2 separate regions of the Homo sapiens genome follow, and region 2 is linked to region 1. Evidence: chromatin loops called from intact Hi-C (ENCODE). Cell type or tissue: lower leg skin. All regions are shown on one strand. Links, peaks and the distances in the headings refer to the core of each region. The heading gives the core; the rest is flanking DNA.

The links. A loop is a pair of places that touch in the nucleus more often than their neighbours do. Peaks named below come from ENCODE experiments on the same cell type or tissue, not always from the same donor. Only the 100,000 strongest peaks of a DNase experiment are listed, where the experiment ranks them.
Region 2: a loop joins it to region 1, with 6 times the contacts of the local background. A loop is called at or near these places in 1 of 110 quality-filtered maps.

The regions. Positions count from the first base shown.
Region 1 is chr14:100,992,979-101,000,982 of GRCh38, reverse strand. MEG8 (maternally expressed 8, small nucleolar RNA host gene) reads right to left here. Exons shown (of 51, transcript NR_146000.1): 47 at 7,076-7,148; 48 at 4,067-4,097; 49 at 3,437-3,496; 50 at 2,872-2,958; 51 at 1,870-1,918. It overlaps LOC124903421 (small nucleolar RNA SNORD113/SNORD114 family), which reads right to left and starts at 2,516; the gene lies at 2,442-2,516. It overlaps SNORD114-31 (small nucleolar RNA, C/D box 114-31), which reads right to left and starts at 7,747; the gene lies at 7,674-7,747. LOC124903422 (small nucleolar RNA SNORD113/SNORD114 family) reads right to left here and starts at 6,726; the gene lies at 6,653-6,726. RefSeq lists an enhancer at 1-295. In lower leg skin, for the core only: no CTCF peak of the experiment used is centred there; no DNase peak of the experiment used is centred there.
Region 2 is chr14:101,125,097-101,133,100 of GRCh38, reverse strand. No RefSeq gene overlaps it. Among named protein-coding and RNA genes, the nearest start is that of LINC02285, 8.2 kb to the right of the region's middle. In lower leg skin, for the core only: no CTCF peak of the experiment used is centred there; DNase peaks (open chromatin) are centred at 1,996 and 3,951.

The DNA of each region.
Region 1 (8,004 bases), core at 1,106-6,105:
TTTCATTTCTTGACTACTTGACCTATTAATCTTCCATTCATTCGCTCAATGACTTAGTCATTCATCATCCACTCATTCACTTTGTGACATTTTTACTTACACATGAACTCACCCACTCATTAACTCGCCATGCATTTATCCACTTATCACTGATTCAGTCACTCATGGACCTATCATTGATCCATTCACTCATTCGTGTACTCATTCCCATTTTCATTACTTCATTTATTCGTTCCTTTGTCTACTCAAAGACTCATTTGTTCATATACTGCTTCACTCCTCCATTCTTTTATTCACCATGTATTCACCTATTCATTCAACAGATGCTTATTGCATGTGCTGTCCATGTAAGGCACAAGGGGCAGAGCAGTGAAGGAGAGGAGTGTGGTCCCCAGCTTTGCGGAGCTATGGACTAATGAGTCTGTCACTGGCTCAGGAGTCATCTCTTCCACAACTCAACTGACACTGAGATTGAGCTGAAGGCATACCTTCTGTGCTTCTAGAAAGCCCATCTACCTGTCCTATTTTATCAAATTGCTGCATGTATAAGTGGGTCTCCCTCTAGTCTCACAGAGAACCCATCTACCTGCCCTATTCTATTGAATTGCTGCATTTGTAAGTGGGTCTCCATCTAATCTCACAGAGCTACTCAATGAGTGGAACTAGACTAAATTCATATATAAATTTCACTCCTCATATGGGGTCTGACAAGAGTTAGCATCAATACTTGTTGAGCTGAAATTAATACCTTAATATTAGTCATTTTAGTACTCTCTTAGATATCAGCTGCCAGAAAATTTTAAAATATGGGGCATAGGGGTTTCCTACCACCACCTCCAAATAAATCAATTCACTAGAATTTATAACTCAGATAGTGAAAAAAACTGAATGTAAGTAGCATGAGAAAATGTCTAAAATATATCCATAGTATATGCAGAATGGTACTATGTACTATTAAAATAAAGATACAAAAGATTAAGGTTTCATTTCATAAAAGTCCACAGTGCAGAACTGAAATACCTACAATCTTTGTTTCAAAACACATTTTAATCACTGGTTCATGATTTACCCTCTTGTAATTTACTTTTTCATATACTTATTTCCTTAATCATAATAATCAACTCCATGAACCCACCAAAATACAAAAACAAGAACACTGAATATTTTAACACCTGTTTCTGACCTCATTATACACAGAGAAAACAGATTGACTCTTTTCTGTTAAATGGATTTCAGGGAAGCAGAATTGTGTTGATCATAATTCTTGCTTCATGAAATGTCATCATTTGAATATTCTTGTCCATTCTAGTGTTTTTGTCGTTCATTAATTTAGTCAGTCACTCATTTTCAAAAACAAAGTCAACAACAAAGAATCTACTCCCAAGAAAGAGGGGAGAAATTGACTATCATTTAAATCTTTCCATGACCTCCTCAAACAGTGATAAAACAGTTAACCAAAGTTAAACAAATCCTTGTTTCATGATATAATCTCCAAATTGGTCATGAGTGGCCATTGTAATTTTACTAGCATAAATGCTTTGTACTTGTTTAACTATTTATTATTTTTAATAAAATAACAAAACTCAAGAGAACCACAACTAACCCAAAAACAAGATCTTTGACCAAGGCTAGAATCTGCCTATAATCTCCTTAATCTAAGAGATAGCAAACCAAACCTCTTTTTAAATGGATCTCGTTTTGCAAAATGAATTAACCATGACACTTGGCAGGATTCATTCTTATCATTGGTTCAGGCATGGTCTTCTTGGATTTTATGACTGCATAAAGTCATTTCTTCTTTTCAAATAATAATTAATCATCATCTCTAACAAAAGGCTAAACCAAGAATAAAAACTTAATCTGACTCACCCTGTTCTACACTCTCCTTGCCACATGGGTAACAGTCAAGATCTTCATCCTTTAAATAATTATTAAAACAGCCAAGTTACCTCTGTTCTGTGGGGTTACAAAGCAGATATAGAAAATAATGAAGTACCCTTATCATTGGTTCATACTTGGCACCCATTTATTTAGTTATACACGTATTTGTTTGTTTAATTTTAATTTTTTTGTCTTAATGAATCAAACATCTGGGAACCCACAGCAAACTAAGAACAGAACATTGACTATTAAGTACTTCTATCTAGATGCTTCTTACCCAAAGTGGTGACAAATTTAATCTGTTTTTTTTCTTGATGGACCAAGGTATTTCAGAATTGAATTAATTATATTCCTTGCTTTACAACATGCCCTCAGAATTGGTCCATGTCTTAACCTCTTTTTCTTTACTCATGAATATACTTGTGTGTTGATCCACACAAGTGGATCTGCTAATCATATAAAATCAGTACCTGTGAACCCTCTCAAGCTCCAGAACTAGATTCTCAAACTTTCCTGACATTATTCCCACAAAGGTTTACATATTAGTTCTTCATTTTGCAGTGGACCTCAGTTGTTCCAAAAACTGATTGATCATAATTTTTATTCAGATGCATTCCATTCACATCATTGGTCCAGACATGGCCCCTCTACATTTAATTTGAACAACTTTTAGATATCAAATGAACAAACTTGAACCACCATCCTACTCAACAACTAGAATACTGACTCCATAAATGAGTAACAGCCTTTATCAAGAGAAGAGTCTTTAAATAATCAATGAGACAAACATACAATGTGACATTTAACTATTGAAAATGAATGGGAAAGCTAAATTTTTTCTTACACTTCATTTGTGCTAAATTGGATTAATTTCGGTCCACAACACATTCTCATCATAGGCCTAGTATGACCTTTTAAAATTTAATTATCTTTTTAAATGACAGTAGAAATCATGAACCAACAACCCAACTCAAGAACTTTATTACTTACATTATATGACATTCTCCTTACTCTGAGGGATAAGGTAAAGTTCCTCATCAATGGGAGAATAATTTAATCAGCTCTGGTCTACCCATCCTGTAGATGATATTACCAAATGAAAGAGGAAATTACCAACTGAAAAGACCTAGATTTAGGTTTCGACTTAGTAAACGTGAAGTAACCATCGTAGAAATTGAACACAAACAATGATTTATGCCACATTGTTATCTCTGGTTCGTGAATGGAGCTCCATCTTATTAATTAACATATTATCCATTTTAACAATATCAGGAATACCCTTAAATGAACCACCCAACATAAAACCTATGAGAGTTACATACATCTGACTCCATATTCCATACCCACAGAGCTAAAAATGTAGAGCTCTTCTTTTAAAAAGGGCTTCTGTTGTGCAAAACAGTAGTCATCATGAACCTTGATTTATAATACAATCTTATCATTGGTTTTTCTGTAGCCTTCATTGATTATATTACGTATTATTTTATCATACACTAAATACCCTAAATGGACCATCCCAACAATGACAAGAACTTGGATCATTACTCACACTGACCCATAAAGGTCTTCATCATTACAGAATCACTGTAGTGATAAGTGTGTTCCTTCTATGGAACTGAAAGCAGATGGTGAAAAAAAGGAAAAATAAACATGTATTCTTTTATACCTTTAAAAATGTATACACAAAATATGCAGGAATATTCCTTACAAAAAGGGAGTGAAAATATCAAAAATTCTTTCAATTGATCCATGTTTCCCCCGTTAATTTGCTTAGCTATTTATAATTAGGTATTGATAAATTTGTGAAATTATTTATTTGTTTCTCTTAACAAGACAAACTTGAACTCACCATTCTCCCAGAACAAAAACGTTGACTATTACTATTCTTTGTCTATATGATACTTACCAAAAGAAGGAACATTCCTGATTTATTAATTTATTCATAAAACTCAGTGTTTTGGGATATTAAAAATATATAATTCCACAGATGTTCTGATTGGACTCATTCTAATTATTGGTGTGTAACACACTCTCATCCCTGTTCTTTTTTAATTCTGTATATAGATGTAGTCATTTATGCATTATTTTATAATACAATGAATACCTCTGAGTAAACACCCCACCAAAGGACAAGAACTTTGGGCATTATTTGTATAGGTCTATAGCCTTTTTCCCAGAGACTTACCAGCTAAGATCTTCACCAATGATAATCCATTCTGGAGGGTAGAATGCAAATGGTAAAAAGAATGAAACATCCTAAATTTTGACTGTGCTCTAATATTCTAATAAATGAAAGGAGAGCAAGTTTAGATTAATTTTTATAATTGGGTCATGCTCTTTTTACAACTGGCCAGAAAACCCTCTTTTTTGTCACATTAATTCAATTATTAATTTTGCATTTAAAATGGATGCCTTTGCAATTGCAACAAAAGCAAAAATTGACATGTGGAATCTAATTAAACTAATGAGTTTCTGCACAGCAAAAGAAACTATCATCAGAGTGAAGAGACAACCTACAGAATGGGAGAAAATTTTTGCAATCTATCCATCTGACAAAGGTCTAATATCCAGAATCTACAAGGAACTTAAGCAAATTCACAAGAAAAAAACCAACAACCCCATTAAAAAATGGGCAAAGGACATGAACAAACACTTCTCAAAAGAAGACATACATGCAGCCAACAAACAAGAAAAAAGGCTCAACATCACTGATCATCAGAGAAATACAAATCAAAACCACAGTGAGACACCATCTCCTACCAGTCAGAATGGTGATTATTAAAAAGTCAAGAAAAAACAGATGCCGATGAAGTTAAAGAGAAATAAGAATGATTTTACACTGTTGGTGGGAATATAAATTAGTTCAACCATTATGGAAGACAGTGTAGTGATTCCTCAAAGATTTAGAAGCAGAAATACCATTTGACCCAGCAATTCCATTACTGGGTATATAACCCAAAGGAATAGAAATCATTCTATTATAAAGATACATGCACATGTATGTTCATTGCAGCACTATTCGCAATAGCAAAGACATGGAATCAACCCAAATACTGGATAAGGAAAATGTGATACATATACACTATGGAATACTATGCAGCCATTAAAGGGATGAGAGCATGTGCTTTGCAGGGACATGGATGAAGCTGGAAGCCATTATCCTCAGCAAACTAATGCAGGAACAGAAAACAAAACACTGCATGTTCTCACTTATAAGTGGGAGCTGAACAATGAGAACACATGGACACAGGAGGGGAACAACACACACTGGCGCCTGTCAGGGGAGGGTGGGGAGAGCATCAGGAAAAACTGCTAATGCATGCCAGGCTTAATACCTAGGTGATGAGTTGATAGGTGCAGCAAACCACCATGACACATGTTTACCGATGTAACAAACATGCACATCCTGCACATGTACCCCAGAACTTAAATAAAATAAATGGACGCCTTTGAATCCAACATCTGAATCAAGAATGAGAGTTCTCTACAAAACACGTCAGCTTCAATGCCTCCACCCATGCACTCAACAACCTAAATCTTTGGACCTCCCATATGCACAATTAGATTCATCTAAATACTTGTTTCAGAGCAATTTCATACCAATGAACAGTGCTTGCTATCACTTCATTCACTCATTCACAAACCAATTTGGCGAATTATTCATTCTTTGTAAAGAAACAGAACATATGTAAACCCTCAGAAACCCAGAATGTGTCTGATACTGTGCGTCTATGTATAGCCTAATTATGCAAACACTTGTAAGAGCCAAAATACTTGCCTTAAGAAGAATACACTCTCCGGACCCAGTTACATCACAACCATCATTTCCAGACATGTTTGCTACTGGCCCTTGCTTTATCCTTTTTAGCTAATTGATTATTATTAACTTAAGCATTTGTTCATTATTAAGATAAAATCAGTATCCTTACACATGATCTAAACTACAGCATGGATCATCGTAGCACATGCATAGTTGATCATTACCAAAGTAATAACAGATGATGTCACTTTGTAATGGAATTTAGTGAGCACAATAGCTCTTGTTATAGAACAAATTATTGTCACTGGCCCTCTTTAAAAATAGCTTTCTATTTATATAAACAACATCCCTAGTTAAGGATAAGACAACCAGGAAACCAAAGACAACTCAATATAAACATGGACAGCTCATACATTTGTCTACATGTTTCTCATTCTGAGAGATTAAAAATCTGACACAATTCCCACTCCCTGAGCAATAGATCAGTACTGTGACTTGCTTCATTACACATGTTATAGTTGGTCCAGGTGTGGCCATGTTTTTATTCACTTATTTCTTTTACTTGAGTTCTTCACGCATTAATTCATTATCCGTGAATTACAAGAGCACAAGAATAGGGTAACTGATTTTTTGGGGGTTTTTTTTGTTTTTTTTTTTTCGAGACAGGGTCTCACTCTGTTGCCCAGGCTGGAATTCAGTGGCGCGATCTCGACTCACTGCAACCTCAACTTCCTGGGTTTAAGCAATTCTCCTGCCTCAGCCTCCCAAGTAGCTGGGATTACAGGCACTCGCCACCACACCCGGCTAATTTGTATATTTTTAGTAGAGACGGGGTTTCACTGTGTTGGTCAGGCTGGTCTTAAACTCCTAACTTTGTGATCTGCCCACCTCGGCCTCCCAAAGTGCTGGGATTAAAGGTGTGAGCCACCGTGCCCAGCCGATAACTGAATATTTTTAACTACTGTCTACAGGATCATTTCCAACTGATCAATAGGCTAGATTTCTTTTATATCGGAGCTTAAACTTCCTGACTCCTATTACTCATCATCCTTGACTCATACCCACGAGTCATCATCTCTGGGCCAGGCCACAGACCATCAATCATTTTTTTCATTTAGACTTTGTCTATTTCATTTATTTATTAATTTACTACTTTATAATAAAGAAATAGACATGAATCAGAAAAAAAATAGGACAAGAGCTGTGATAACCCTGTTGTCTATCTGTAGAGCAGTTCCTACAGAAATTAGACATGTTTCTTGAACTGACCTGATTGTTTCAAACATGCATTACTCAACAAAATGTTTCATATCAACCCCATGTTCATTTTGGGGACACGGTTAGTCTTCTTTAATTATATTTTCTACTTATTAATAATGCATTGACCACTCTTAAATGGCCCAAACCAAGACAAGAACTTTGACGATTACTCACATTTGTCTGTAGGTTCCTTAAAACAACCATAGAGCAAGTGGTCATGGCAGAATCAGTGCAGGGAGTGACTGTTCTGAGGATTACAAGGAAGAGCAGAAGACAAAATTTGAGATTTTCTATCCATTAATTTTTTCATTCTACCTTCCATTTACTCTGTCAGTTGGTATTTATTGATTTGTTAATATTTGCTTATTTCCCCCTTAATAAAATAAATATTGAACTTACAATTGACCCAGTTGACCTGAGAATTGACCTAAAAATCACATAGCCTTTGATAACTAATAATCAGTGCTATTGCTCTATCAGTGGCTCTATGATTCTTAGCCAGAGAGTTAAAAACCACTGGCCCATTTATTATCCATTCCAAATTAATTAATAGTATTTCTTTCCTTGCCACATATGTTAACAATTAGAATATGCCTCTCTCTCTCTTCATGTTTAATCATTCAAATCTTTGTTTGATTCTTTCATTAATTCATTTATATTAACACAATCACAATCCATGAACTGTAAAATTGGAAGCAAACAGCCTTGATATCACTAACATCTATCTAAAGGATTTTTTTCAACAGAGGAATAGATTAGATTTCTATTATATTGAACCTCAGAGTTCCAGGCACTTAGTATTCATCCTCCATGACTCACACACCACCGGCTGTCATCGCTTGCTCAAGCTTGGACCTCCTTTTCTTAATTCGTGTCTACGTGTTTTTATTGATTAATTTATCAGTTCACTAACAATAAAATAATTACCTAAGAGTCACAAAAACTTGTGAGTAAAATCCTTAAATAGCTCTTATATCTGTCTATGTCAATATTACTCACAGCAATACACCTCTTTCATTAATTAAATTCAATGTTTTCATTAGTTAAATTCAATGTTTTATATATATACATTAATCAACATAATGCTTTATATTAATCCTATT
Region 2 (8,004 bases), core at 1,773-6,772, 130 kb before region 1:
GAAAGAATGATGAGCTTGTTTTGTAAATGTCAGAGGGTGATCTGATTGCACATCCTTCTTATGGAGCACAGAAAATACGATCATTCTTATGGTATAAAATAACGATTTGATCCATTCATTCCACATTGCTGTGTAGTTTCCATTCTGGTGCACACATCCCCTTTCCTTCTGTTTGATCTATGTATCTATTCCATCCCATTGGGTCCACACCTTCTCCCTTTCATGGGTGACAGCCCCAGAATTCCGAGGACAGGGTGTGGGGGCCCCTCGGCCCCTTGGGTGGGCTTTCGAGGCACGGTGCCTGGAGAGAACATCTGGCTGAGCAGGTGGGTGGGGGGCTGCCCTGTGGAGAGACACAGGCCAAGTCTGTCTCCAGGGAGGTGAGAGGGCAGAGGTGCCTAGCGGTCATGGGTCAATCCCTGCCCGCCTGTGCCATCTCCACCAGACCCACTATGCTGGGAGCTAGGGAGACTCTGCCCAGGGGATCCTAGTTTCGCCCAGATGGTGGTTTCTGGGCTCACGCTACAAAGCAGGCAGAGCCATCACAGGCACAGCTAGGAGACCTCCAGCTGGAAGCCATCACCCATCCTTCAGACAGGAAGTCTGAGGTTCTGGGACCCCTCCCAGACCCTGCACAGACCTGCAGTGAGGATTGGGGTTTCCCACCCCAGGCCTTGACTCCATCTACAGAGGTCCCATGTGGGCCTCAAATGCCTGTCTTACGTTCAACAGAAGATGCCAGCCAGGATGCAGGGACCCCCCCCTGAGCCTGGCAAGCAGCCACGGGAGGGCTGAATCACAGTTACGCAGCCTTGGGCCCTGGTGCAGGGTCTGGTCCAGAACAGAGGTTCCGTGAACAAGGTGACTCCCTGACTTGCTGCCCTCTCGGGCATGCAGCAGGCAGTAAACGCTGGGCTTGGTGTGGACCAGCGCATCTTGGGGAGAGTGGGGCATGGGGAGTCGTGGGGTGTCCTGACCCTGCAGCACCTGCCCTGCCCCAGGAAGCCTGTCTCCTTGTGGCTCAGAAAGATCGTGCTGCCTACGTACCTGGAGCTTTGGACACAGGAGCTCCCGGGGACAGCGGCCGGGCCTGTGACTGGCCATCCTTGCCACACATTATTAACAGAACAGCCCCTGCAGGGGCTAGAAATTGGTTGAGCCTCCTGGTGGGAAGATCCAATTTTCACCTAAGCAGAAGTAGGAGGAGGGAGGAGGAGATGCTACTTCCTGAGGGGCCCAGCACTGCCCTCTTATCTCTGCTATGCCCAGAAGGTATCGGCTACCCATCTCCCAGCCCGACTGAGCAGACAGATGCTGGCCGACACAGCTGGCCCTGAGGTTCCTGGGGGCACACACCATGAGCTCTGTGGATCTCGGTTTCCTTGTCTGAAAATGCAGGAGCTGCATGAACCTCTGAGTTCTGAAATCTGGCTTGAAGCACCCCCAGCCAGCTCTGAACTGAGTATATCAGCCACTCGGCAAAACGCCTGGGGCACCTGCTCTGTCCCAGGTGCTGGGGCTCTGATCCGAGGCCAACCTGGAGGGGTTGAGTCTCACAGGAGTGATAGCTCTGACAGATAAGGGATTCACAGGGCAGGGGACAGGGACAGAATGCAGGCTGCAGTGGGAGCTCTGACAAGGGGCATCTGGCTCAGGCCAGAGGCTGTCACTTATTCATTCAACAAACATTTATTGAATGTCTTCTACGCACCAAGATTTCTAGGCAAGCAGCAACAATGGACAAGGTCCTTAGCTTCCAGGAGCTGACATTCTAGTGGGTGGGAGGCAAGAGAGGAGCAAGCAAATGAACATGTCAGGTAACACCAGGCCACAATCATGCTGTAACAAAGACAAAACAGGGACTGGGTGAGTGGGTGTGGCTATGGCTGGTGGGGACAGGGCTCCTCTAGATAGGGGGTCAGGAGGAGGGGCTCGCTGAGGAGGAGACAGCTGGGTAGAGCCCAACATGGCTGCCCCAGCCAGGGGCCATGCTTTGGAGTCAGGGCTGGCAGGACCCACAGGACCTACTGGCGGTAGGGACGGAGCTGGCCAGGAGGCTCCTGGGCTCTGGTCTGAGCATGGGGGTGGATGGAACTGCTGGCGGCCACAGCCAGAAAGCTGGGGAGCAGCAGGCACGTGGAGGGGGTCTCTGTTTTTGTCCTCTCAAGTCTGGAACATGATGGTTTGGGAATTTGGAGGTTTGGTCCTCCTCCCCTCCAGTGTGTGGGCTGGACGTGGGGACTGGAATCCAGCAAATTGCAGCCCCTGCGTTGGATACTCAGCACCAACCGGGCTGTCTTCCACCCAGCTCTCGGGGGCCATGTGGGGTCTCTTTCCCTGTCTCTGTCTCTCTCTCTCATTCTCACTCTCTCTCATTCTCTCTCTGTCATTCTCTCTCATTCTCTCTCTCTCATTCTCACTCTCTCTCATTCTCTCTGTCATTCTCTCTCATTCTCTCTCTCTCATTCTCTCTCATTCTTTCTTTCTCATTCTCTCTCTCTCATTCTCTCTCTCTCATTCTCTCTCTCTGTCATTCTCTCATTCTCTCTCTCTGTCATTCTCTCATTCTCTCTCTCTCATTCTCTCATTCTCTCTCTCTCATTCTCTCTCTCTGCCATTCTCTCTCTCATTCTCTCTGTCATTCTCTCTCTCTGTCATTCTCTCATTCTCTCTGTCATTCTCTCTCCCATTCTCTCTCTCTGTCATTCTCTCTCTGTCATTCTCTCTCTGTCATTCTCTCTCTCTGTCATTCTCTCTCTCTCATTCTCTCTCTCTCATTCTCTCTCTCTGTCATTCTCTCTCTGTCATTCTCTCTCTCTGTCATTCTCTCTCTCTCATTCTCTCTCTCTCATTCTCTCTCTCATTCTCTCTGTCATTCTCTCTCTCTCTGTCATTCTCTCTCTGTCATTCTCTCTCTCTCTCTCTGTCATTCTCTCTCTCATTCTCTCCCTGCCACCTCCTCCCTTGTCTCTTTCTCCTCCTGAGTGGAAGGAAGGAGGGATGGACGGATGGCAGACAAGCATCTCCTCTGCAGAATCTGCCCCTCCTGGGGCCTCAGTTTGCCCATCTGGAAAACGTCAAAGTGGACCTGATGTTCTCCTTTGAGCTGTTGTTTTCTGTGGGTTTTATTGCTTTTGATGCTTTTGAGCTCAGTCAGCAAATTGTTCCCTGTTTTCTTTCTATTTTGAGAAGGCTTCTTTCCCTGGTGAATGCAATTTTCAAGTCTCTCTTCCATCATACTTTTTTTTAATGATATAGTCTTTCAAAGTGGCCTTCTATTTTTACTTTTCCTTTGGCAAGATAATTTCTAGCCCTTTTCTCACCACCCAACTCAATTTCCTTTGTTAATTTCCAAGCCTCTTCTTTCCACAGGGGCCTCACCTCTTAGTACTTAATTGATTTCTTCTATCACGTAATTCCACGGTTTCATCAATAAGCAATTTTAGACCCATTGTCAATTTCTATTTTTTATACCATTTCATCTGCTCAGAGGCCGAGAACATGGATTAGACACAAGATGAGATTTCATTATCTCTTAGACGCCAGTTTTCCCCCCTGGCCCCATTCACTGAAGCAAGAATGTCTTCTGGACTTTGCTATATTCCCTTCTAATTAATTACTCTCCTTTTTATTCACTTCCCTCAATTCTGTGAGTTTAAAGTGTAAATTAACACGTGTATCCTGCTTCAAATGTCATTTTAATGTTAGGGGACTTTGCGCATACGCGATCCCCGTGACCCTGCGGCCTCCTGTAGACACGGACAGTACCTGCAGTGGAACTCTTTTTGGGTTCAGTGGGGTTTTTCCTGTGCCCGGCTCTGCCGACGTCCTCTGCCTGCTTGAATGCCCTCTCTAGCTGCTGCTTCCTGCCACGCACACAGGCTGGGGGGAGGCAGAGAGCAACAGGAGCCCAAGGGGGCCAGCCAACCTCGATGGGCCGAGCAGAGCCCAGGAGCTATGTCTCCACTCGGCAAACACGAGCCCCGCAGGAGCCCCTTGCTTTTTGCAGATGGGTTTTGACACGGCCAAGACTCTGCAGACCGTTAGACTTTTTACCACCTTGAGGAGAAACCTGTCAAAAACATTCCAGACTGTGTTCAGCCATTGAGCGGGTATCGACCGCCTCCGCCTTTGCCTCTCTGGAGAGGGATTAGTTACCATCTGAGCCGAGTGAACCGCACATGGAGCTTGACGCCCCTGCACCCTGCCCCGGATCCTACCTGCCGGGAATCTCCGGGTGCGTGGGAACTGTCTTTCCTAAGATCATGATTTCTACCGCAGGTGGGATGGGAGGTGCTCTGCCTCTTCCATGTCTGTTCCTGAGCGACGGCACGCCAGGCAGAGGCTGAAGCCCCGTGATGGCCAGAACACCCACCATCCACCGCTCCTCTCAGGGCCCTGCAGCTGCCTCTCCCATCTAGATGTGGGCACGGTCACCCTCAGTGGGGCCAGGCATGAAAGCAGCTTCCTTGTTTCCACTCTTCTGTGAGAACAGCCACCAGGAGGCTGTGTTGAAAGTCAGCCATATCCCCAAGTGTGCCTATCTGCACCACGAAGAGGTTGGGGGGCACATAGCTGTGAGATCATGGCTGCCACTTCTTTGGGAGGTCTCTCAGGGGAAAACAGCCATCTGGCTTCCGTATCAAAAAGAGCCACATGCCTCCTGACCCACTAGTGTGGCGTATCTAGTTGTCCTTTCACTCCTGTAGACTGATCATGCTTCTTTTTTCACCATGGCTACTAGGAAGCTCAGTAAATAGGATTTCAAGGCAGGAACTTTGTGAGCTTCAGATCTGACTCCACTTGCTGCTGTTGTCCATGCCTTCCTTCCTCATCTACTCATTTTATTCTCCTGTAACTCATTCATTCATTCCCTTACCGAGCACCCTGTCTTACCAGACACTGGGCAAGGGGCTAGGATCACAGCAACACCCAAGTGCAAAGGCGCTCAGGGAGATGATAATCTAGCATCATTGAAAAGCAGCAAGTCAAAGTACAAGATCCAAAGTGCTGGGATGAGACTTAAACAGGAACATGGGATAAGTAACTGGCTTGGGCAAGGACTGCTCTATAATAGTGGTGATCTGTGGACAGTGAAGAAGAGCGCTCTGAGGAGACGACATTTTAGCTGAGAATTGATTACTGTGAAGGAGCTAGATGTGGTGGTTGAGGTGGCAGAGCCTCATGCCTGGAAAGGGCCATGAATGTTCTGGAAATAACAAGGAGGTTTGTATGGCTGGAGCCAGCAAGAGGAGGCAGGAAGGAGATGAGGACAGAGACATCATCAGCAGGGACCTTGCAGGCTTTGCCACCACTTGTGCATCTTAGGTCGCCTTGAGCACACCTTTCCTGAAATCCTTCTCTGAAATAAGTATAAGAATGAACAAATTTATATACAAATGTATGCTTATCTACATGCAACAACTCTGTGCCTTTTGATCTTTCATCAGCAGTTTGTCTAACATGGTTGTACAGTGTGTGTGTGCATGCACAGAAAACGGCAGCATCTCCATGCCTCAGTATTTGCCTTAGGGAACACGAACCCCAGCAATACCTGCCTGGGGTTGTTGTGGGCATTAAATGAGTTAACACTGACAGCGGGCTGACGGCCTGTGGAAGGGCTCCCTATGTGTCAGCTCTCGTTACCAGTGTGTGTACATCTGACATGTGGGACTGGTTAGGGAGGGCGTGAGTCTGGACATGGTTACTGACACGATTAGTTACATAAGATCCGACGGTGAATGTTCCTGTGGACATCTGGCAGGACATATATAATCTAATAAACATCCGTAACCTCTTTAGAGCTTGGGAAGTGTTTCCCCAGCTCTTCTCTCATTTGATTGGAGAATGACCTCAGCTTACGAGAAACTCCTCGCTGTCTAGGGCCATGGTTAGGATGAGTTTTTCCCCCACTGTGGGGTTTGCTGAGGGTCCACACCCAGCAGTCATAGGAGGTGACCCAGCGTGTCCAAGGACTGGGGCCCAGGCCTGAGGGCTGGGGGTGTGTGGCTGTTGGCTGAGCAGGGCTGCAGGGGCTGAGATCACTGTCTCCAGGGTCTCGTTTGGGGGTCGTGGCAGAGTGGCGGAGAGCTGAAAAGTACAGAACTGAGCAGAGGTAGGGGCCCCGGGGCAAGGGGGCCTTGGCTGGTGTAATGAAGGACTTCCTGTCACCTGGGGTTCTTCTCCCAGAAGTGGACAGGGCAGGCAGCCTTGCCAAAGGGTGAGCTCCCCATCCCAGAACCTGCAGCCAGGTTGTGATGTCTCAGTGCCCTGGCCTTGAAGGAGGGGCTATGGGGGCTATGAGCCCAGGCCAGGGGCTCCATGCATACTGTCCTACAAGCCCCTTTCTTTGGGGCTTCTGTTTCCTGGTCCGAGAAATGAGGAGGGCACGAGAAGCTCCCAGGTCCTCTTCATTCTCTGATGCCCAAATTCCACAGAACAACAAGGCTCTCTCAAGCCCGTAGTGGTCAAGGAATAGTTTGGAACATTGGTGGCCAGCCTGCCTCATCTCGTCAAACTGAGAACCAAGGGGTCCTGAGAACACATAGCTTTGGCTGTCTCTGCACCACGCGCGGGAGCAAGAGGGCTCGGAGACCGGCCCGCAAGGATCACGAGTGGCCTTCGCTTTCCAGAGCAGAAATCCCAGGGCTCAGGGCCAAGCTGGAAACCGAGGAGGCCCTGTCTCTTCTCATTCTCCTCATCGCATTGGTGGCTAATTGACCACAGGACAGTATCTATGGCATGTATACAATAAACATGACTTCAGCTGTCTGGAACCATCTTCCTGTGGGGCTGTCCATCGCTGTACGGCCCCCAGCCAAGTGCTGGGAGGAAGCTCCCGCTTTGGGGCCAAAGGCAGGGTCTCTCCTAGGCAGGATCTGGCCCCCCGAGGGCACCAGCACAGCCTCCATCTCTGCCCTGGGGTTGGTCCTCGGCACACAGTGATAGGCCAGGGCCGCCTCTGCTCACCTGAGGGCGCTCGGCAGAGCTTTATGGTGAGCAACAGAACCGGGTTCCGAGACGCTGCAGACACCTGGGTCTCATTTCTTCCTCATGGTCTAGGAGGGTGACGGAGGAGACACCAGTCACAAGAGGCCTCCAGGAGTGCCGACGTGCCCCAGACCCGGGTGCTGAGGAGCAGCTGGGGAGGAGCCATGGGTCCCTGGGCAGACGGCGGGGAGATGGCAGGATGGGTCCAGGGATGGGGCCTGGTAGGGCGCTGTGGTTTCACTGGCCACGACTTTAGAGAGGTTTCCTTGGGAACCAGCGACTGGGCCGGAGGCAGGAGGAGGGTGGGCAGAGGGGACGCGCAGCAGGGTCACACTTGCCTGACCCACCCCTCAGGCCATGCCACCCCCTAGACGGGAACCTCCTCCCACGCCAGGGCATATGAGTCCCTTACCCGTGGTCCACTGAGGTCCAAAAATATTAAACAGAAATCCCAGAAAGAAACAATCCCTAAGTTTTCAATTGCATGTCGTTCTGCACGGCTGGATGAAATCTCTCACCTTCCCACCCTGGACACGCGTCCCCCTTTGTCCAGCGTCTCCACACTGTAGGCGCCCTTCCTACCTCTTAGTCACCTAGGAGCCCTCTCGATGACCAGGTCTACCGTCATGATGTCATAGTGCTGGTGGTCAAGTCACCCTTATTTTATCTCATCATGGCCACAAAGTGTGGAGAAGCAGTGCTGGCATATTGTTATCATTGTTCTATCTGGGTTATTAACTATTGTGGTTAATCTCTTCCCGTGCCTGATAAACTTCATCATAGGTATGCATATACAGGAAAAAACACAGTAGAATAAGGTCCAGTCCTACCCAAGTTTCAGGCTTCCACTGGGGGTCTTGGAATGCACCCCCCCCGATAAGGGGGGACCCCTGTGTAAGGAGGGAACCCCGATGCTGATGTTGAGGCTGACGATATTCTGTTCAGGAGGGCAGCTGCGTGTGTTGGCCAGACTTCGCCTCTGCAGACTTACAGGAGGTTGTCCCTAGATCCAGG